2 separate regions of the Homo sapiens genome follow, and region 2 is linked to region 1. Evidence: read pairs that join two places in POLR2A ChIA-PET (ENCODE). Cell type or tissue: Caco-2. All regions are shown on one strand. Each heading gives the region's core, and the rest is flanking DNA. Links, peaks and the distances in the headings are about the cores only.

Region 1 (3,128 bases), core at 420-2,919:
TGCAGTGGCGCTATCTGCTCACTGCAAGCTCCGCCTCCCGGGTTCATGCCATTCTCCTGCCTCAGCCTCCTGAATAGCTGGGACTACAGGCACCTGCCACCACGCCCAGCTAATTTTTTTGTATTTTTTAGTAGAGACAGGGTTTCGCCATGTTGGCCAGGCTGGTCTCGAACTCCTGACCTCAAGTGATCTGCCTGCCTCGGCCTCCCAAAGTGCTGGGATTACAGGTGTGAGCCACCGTGCCCAGCCCCACTGTTTTTTTTTAAAGAGGAACAGGTGTGTATATATAGACTATTATGCAGATTTATATTTATATGTTTATACTTACACATGCCTATATGGATTTGCACAGACGCTCTGGAAGGATACACGAAAACTGGTGAGACTAGGTGTTTTGGGTGAAGGAAGTGGATGGCTTGCAGGCCAGGACTGGGAGAGTGACTTTTGTACCTTTAAATTTTTTCTTTTTAATTTTGGTAAAACACACATAACAAAGTTTACCATCTTAGCTATTTTTTAAGTGTACAGTTGAGTGGTGCTAAGTACATTCGCCTTTTGGTACAACCATCACCACCATCCATTTCCAGAGCTCTTTTCATCTTGCGAAACTGAAACTCTGTACCCGTAAAAGAACTCCACTTCCCCTCTCCCTAGGTTCCTGGCACCCCCGTTTCTCTGTGAAGAAGCCTGCTCCAGACACCTCATATAGTGGAATCACACAGTATTCGTATTTCTGTGACAAGCTGATTTCACGGAGCACAATGTCCTCAAGGTTCACCCATGTTGTAGCATGTGACAGAAGCGCCTTCCCTTTTAAGGCTGAATAATATATGCGTGGGCCACATTTTGTTTATCCATTCATCTCTCCATAGATATTTGGGTTGCTTCCACCTTTTGGCCAATGTGAATAATGCTGCTATGAACATGGGTGTACAAATATCTCTTCCAGATCTTTATATCTTTATTTTATTTTATTTGTCGAGACGGGGGGTCTCCCTCTGTCGCCCAGACTGCCCTCCAACTCCTGGTCTCAGGCAATCCTCCTGCCTCAGCCTCCCAGCGTGCCGGGGTTACAGGCGTGTGAGGCACCGCTCCCGGCCGCTTTACATTTTTAAAGCATATGAAGGTACTACCTATTTGAAAATAAATTTAAACGTAAAAGGAAGAAATACAAATAAATACAAATGGAAGGTGTACAGTTTCTTCCCATATCCCCTACCAAGGTCCCAGCGGGTGGGTCCCCCGCAGGGCAGCAGCCGGCTCGCCCGCGCAGGGGGTCCCTGCTGAGTCACGCGCAGCGGCTCAGCCCGGAGGTGCCCTCGCCTGCCCGCCGCCCACCCGCTCCCCGCCGATTGGCGAGGCCGCATTCCTGCGCGCTGCCCGCGGCCGTCCGGGTGACTCACGGTGCAGGCAGCTCAGGAACGCCCGCTCGCGGGATGAGGCTGCGGCTCGCCCGGCCACGTCCTGAGGCCTGCAGCCGCTGGTTTTCCTATTTGGAAACTCCTTAGACGTCTCCGCTTCCAACAAGCTGGTCTCCTCCCTGGCCCCCAGCAGGCAGGGAAGCCTGCGGAGGAAGCGCCCTCTCTCTCTGTGCGGGGATTCTCAGGCCTGATCTCCTAAGGAACCACGTTCTCCTCTCCTCAATTCCAGATTCCCCAAATGCCTGAAAACCGAGCTTACAGGATGGCGAAATCTGACCTGAACCAACCTGAGATTAAGTTGCAGTTTCACTTATCTGGCTGCACGTGAATACTTACATGTTTGCTGATGGAAAAAAAAAGAAAAAGAAAAAAAAAGTACATGTTTGATTACAAGAATGCGGTCCCAGGTACCCTGAGGGTGCCATTCTATACACGCACCAAATTGTTTCTAAAATCTAAAGAATTCTGAATTCCAAAGCACATCTGGCCCCAAGGTTTTAAGTAAGAAACTGTGGGTCTGTGTTATACCCATTTTACAGAGCAGCCCGGGCTCAGAGAGGTCAAGTCACAGCCGGAAACAAGCCAGTGGGTCTAAGCCCGAGTTCCTGTCTTCCTCACGGGGCTGCACACAAGGCTCTGCCTACCCTGTCTGTCCCACTCCCTCTCCTGTCCTTCCTCTGGGAAGCTCTCCTTGTCCACTACAGCCAAAGACATCATCCTTCTTGGCAAACGACCTTTCCCCTCCTGGGTCACAGAGCCAATGCCTACCACTTACAGGCAGTTGTTGGGAGACAAGAAATCTCAAGTGACTAAGCCCAGACTCAGGGCTCCAGCTCCCCAGGCCCTAGCCTTGGTTTGGCCACTTTTCAGCTGTGTGACCTTGGGTAGGTTACCTAGCCCTTCTGTGCCTCAGTTCCCGCATCCATAAAGGGGCATAATAATGATACCCCCAGCCAGGCGTGGTGGCTCACGCTTGTAATCCCAACATTTTGGGAGGCCAAGGCGGGAGGATCACTTGAGGTCAGGAGTTTGAGACCAGCCTGGCCAACATGGTGAAACTCCGTCTCTACTAAAAATACAAAAATTAGCCGGGTATGGTGGTGCGTGCCTGTAATCCCAGCTACTCTGGAGGCTGAGACAGGAGAATCACTTGAACCTGGGAGGCAGAGGTTCCAGTGAGCCAAGACTGTGACATTGCACTCCAGCCTGGGCGACAGAGTGAGACTCCGTCTCAAAAAAAAAAAAAAAAAAAAAATGAAGGAGGCCTCAGCCCACCCCAAGCCACCCACATTCTCTCCCCATTTCGCTAGTGAATGGAGCAAGTTGGGAGGTGGTAGGTCTAGCTGCGGTGAGGCCCAGACAGGTCATGGTGGATCCGGGCTGACCCTACCCTCATCTTTAAGAACACCTCCTGGGCATTCGTCCGGCCAGCCGACTGCTTTTGGGAGCTAAGAGAAAGAGCTTGAGGTGAATAATCTTTCTGGTGATGCTGGGAGAGCAGAGGACCTTCAAGATCACCTGACCTGACATTTGGTGGATGAGAAAACTGAGTACTCAGGAGGGAAGTGACCTATGAAAGTCACAAAAATCTTTCCTGGTGCAGCGGCTACCAAAAGCCAGTCCAGAGTCCCTGCCCCACCCCCACCCCTACCCCCTGGGTATGGTGTTAGAGGAGAAGGACCCAGTGAATTCAGGACCTGGGAGTTC
Region 2 (3,128 bases), core at 304-2,803, 170 kb before region 1:
GAGCCACCAAGTCAGGCCTTTATATCATCTTCTTTTTTTACCTACATATCAACTCCATGAGGAAGGTATTGCTGTTAACCCTGTTTTACAGATGGGAAACTGAACTTAAAGTTAGGGAACTTCAAGGCCACATAGTGAGGGCTAGTGCAGAACCTCCAGGCTTTACTGTCCCTATTGCTGTGGTCTGTGCCATCTGGTAGTGGTGGAGGGGGTCCCACGAAGACAAATTACTGGAAGCCGATGACACAAATACAGTAACTGGGATATTATTCGAGGTGCACTGGGGGCCCCAAAGCCGAATGAGATGAATTCCACTGCACGGGCTGGAAGGAGTCACAGAGAAGGCCTGGATTGAACTGAATCTTTGGACAAATTTAGAGTGATAGTACCCATCTCTGATGGTCCTAGTGAGGATTTAAGGTGCTTTAAGCATTAGGTAAAGCTCCTGGTACTCGCACATAGCGGGTGCTCAGTGAAGGGCTGTTGAAGGAATTAGTGAACGCATGTAGGATCGGGAGACCTATGCACAGTTATGGTCTTTCCTGGAGCCAGGGGATGGACAAAATGACCTCTCTAGGCCTCTTTCGTCCTGAGTTTGAGTAGGTCAGGGGAAAGCCTAGGGTAAAGGGCCAGCTCCACTAGCCCAGGCAGGGAATGACTCCCCCTGCCCAGCCCCTATGACTAAGGGGCTGTGAGAGCAACTCCTTTCTAGACAAGGAAGAAATAATGTCACAGGGCATTGTCTGCGCTGCTCCCCAGCACCCTGTTACCCCTTCTCCAGCTCTACCCTGAGCTCTGGATCCAGCAGAAGGAACTGAAGTCTAGGACCCACAACCCCCAGAAAAAGGCCCAGGCAGGGGGATGGGCTGGGGAGGTGTGTGTTTGTTTTGAAAGCCTGTAGAGGAGGAGGAGGAGGGGGAGGAGAGGGAGATGGGGTGGAGGAGAGTAGGAGGTGGAGGAGAGGAGGAGGAGGAGGAGGAGAGGGAGATGGGGTGGAGGAGAGGGGTAGGATTAATTTGCAGCTTAGATTTTAGGGCCAAGGATTGAAGCCTCTTCCTGCACTCCTCCCCTCCTCCACTTGGCATTATCCCAAGGAGTTGCCTTGGGGCTTCCGTGATGGCGACGGGAATGCGGGGAAGTTGAGGGCCTGGGAGCCCGAGGCCAGATGGAGGCAAAGAGGAGTGAGGCTGCTCACAGACCCTGGTGGGCTGGGTTCTGGAAGAAAACCATGGGCTGACCAGCTCCAGGGCCTGGCTGAGCCTCAGCCAGGTTCTGCCAGAGCTGGCTCAACAGCGGCACCTGCCGGCTGGGGCCCTCTCTGCGGGGAAGGGCTCCTCCACCGCCCTGGGAGCCCCGCGGGTGAGTCGCTCCTGGCCTGGCTCTGTGGCCTCCCCAGAGGTCAGATCAGGAAATGTTGCGAGCCGAGGAATGTTCTGAAGCGGAGGGCCTCTGCCCTTCTGGCCTCCACCTGTGCCCCTAACACTACCCTGTTCACCCAGGACACTAACCGAGGGCCAGGGCTGGGGGAAAAAGAGTAGGATGAAGGCCACTCACTTTAGGGAGGTTCCTGGTTTGGGTAGTTATTATTATTATTATTTTTTAATTTGGAAATACTTTAAAGCTTACAGAAGAGCTTCAAGAATGATACAAAGATTCTTCCTCCCTTACCTAGATTTATCAGTTGATAACATTTTGCCCCATTTGCTTTCTTTCTCTCTTTGTATATACAGTAGATAAAAACGTAGTTTTAGTTGGTTGAACGTGGGGGACAAGAAAATGAAAAATAAAAAATTAACAAAACAACATAGTTTTAGGCCAGCAGCAGTGGCCCATGCCTGTAATCCCGGTACTTTGGGAAGCCAAGGCAGGATAATCACTTAAGCCCAGAAGTTTGAGACCAGCCTGGGCAACATAGTGAGACCTCGTCTCTGCAAAAAAATAAACAAAATTAGCCAGCTGTGGTGATGTGTAACTGTAGTCCCAGCTACTCAAGAGGCTGAGGTGGGAGGGTCGCTTGAGCCAGCGAGATTGAGGCTGCAGTGAGCCATGATTGCGCCACTGCACTCCAGCCTGGGCGACAGAGCGTGGCCTTGTCTCAAAAAACAAAAAACAAAAAAACAATAAAAGCATAGTTTTTTTTTGGTATATTAACTGAACTGAAAGTGGCAGCCATCATGCCCCTTTGCCCCCAAATACTTCAGTGGGTATTACCTAAGAACAAGGATATTTTCTCGCATCACCACAGTTCAGTGAAATTTAACATCAATACAATAATTTACTGTCTATATTCCAATTTTTATCAATAAGGATCCTTTAGAATATTTTTTCCCTGTAGTATAAGATCCAGATCAGGATCACACATTGCATTTAATTGGCTTCCTCTTCTCCTTTTTTTTTGAGACAATGTCTCACTGTGTCACCCAGCCTGGAGTGCAGTGGCGTGATATTGGCTCACTGCAGCCTCTACTTCCTGGGCTCAACAGATCCTCTCACCTCAGCCTCCTGAGTAGCTGGGACTACAGCGTGCCAGCACACCTGACTAATATTTCTTTTCTTCTTTTAGAAATGAGGTCTCGGCCAGGTGCGGTGGCTCACGCCTGTAATCCCAGCACTGTGGGAGGCCGAGGCAGGCAGATCACGAGGTCAGAAGATCGAGACCATCCTGGCTAACACAGTGAAACCCCGTCTCCACTAAAAATACAAAAAATTAGGCAGGCGCCTGTAGTCCTAGCTACTCGGAAGGCTGAGGCAGGAGAATAGCATGAACCCGGGAGGTGGAGCTTGCAGTGAGCTGAGATCACGCAACTGAACTCCAGCCTGGGTGACAGAGCGTGATTCCGTCTCAAAAAAAAAAAAAAAGAAAAAGAAAAAAAAGAAATGAGGTCTCACTATGTTGCCCAGGCTGATCTACCCACCTCGGCCTCCCAAAGTGCTGGGATTACAGGCGTGAACCACTGTGTCCGGCCATTTTTCTTCTTCTTCTTCTTTTTTTTTTTTTTGAGACGGACTCTTGCTCTGTCGCCAGGCTGGAGTGCAGTGGCGCGATCTTGGCTCACTGCAACCTCCGCCTCTTGGGTTCAAGCAATTCTCCTGCCTCAACCTCTGGAGTAGCTGGGATTACAGGCACT

What was found. Peaks named below come from ENCODE experiments on the same cell type or tissue, not always from the same donor. Only the 100,000 strongest peaks of a DNase experiment are listed, where the experiment ranks them.
Region 2: POLR2A ChIA-PET joins it to region 1 with 5 read pairs; 5 of 35 experiments call an interaction of 5 or more read pairs at or near these places.

What each region holds. Positions count from the first base shown.
Region 1 is chr17:45,370,459-45,373,586 of GRCh38, forward strand. No RefSeq gene overlaps it. Among named protein-coding and RNA genes, the nearest start is that of MAP3K14, 55 kb to the left of the region's middle. RefSeq lists enhancers at 761-1,960, 910-1,558, 1,305-1,599, 1,559-2,208, 2,867-3,128. In Caco-2, for the core only: no CTCF peak of the experiment used is centred there; a DNase peak (open chromatin) is centred at 1,453; H3K4me3 peaks cover 898 bases.
Region 2 is chr17:45,196,675-45,199,802 of GRCh38, forward strand. All of the region lies in intron 2 of FMNL1-DT (FMNL1 divergent transcript), which reads right to left. Among named protein-coding and RNA genes, the nearest start is that of FMNL1-DT, 24 kb to the right of the region's middle. In Caco-2, for the core only: a CTCF peak has its summit at 1,335 (motif pointing left); a DNase peak (open chromatin) is centred at 1,327.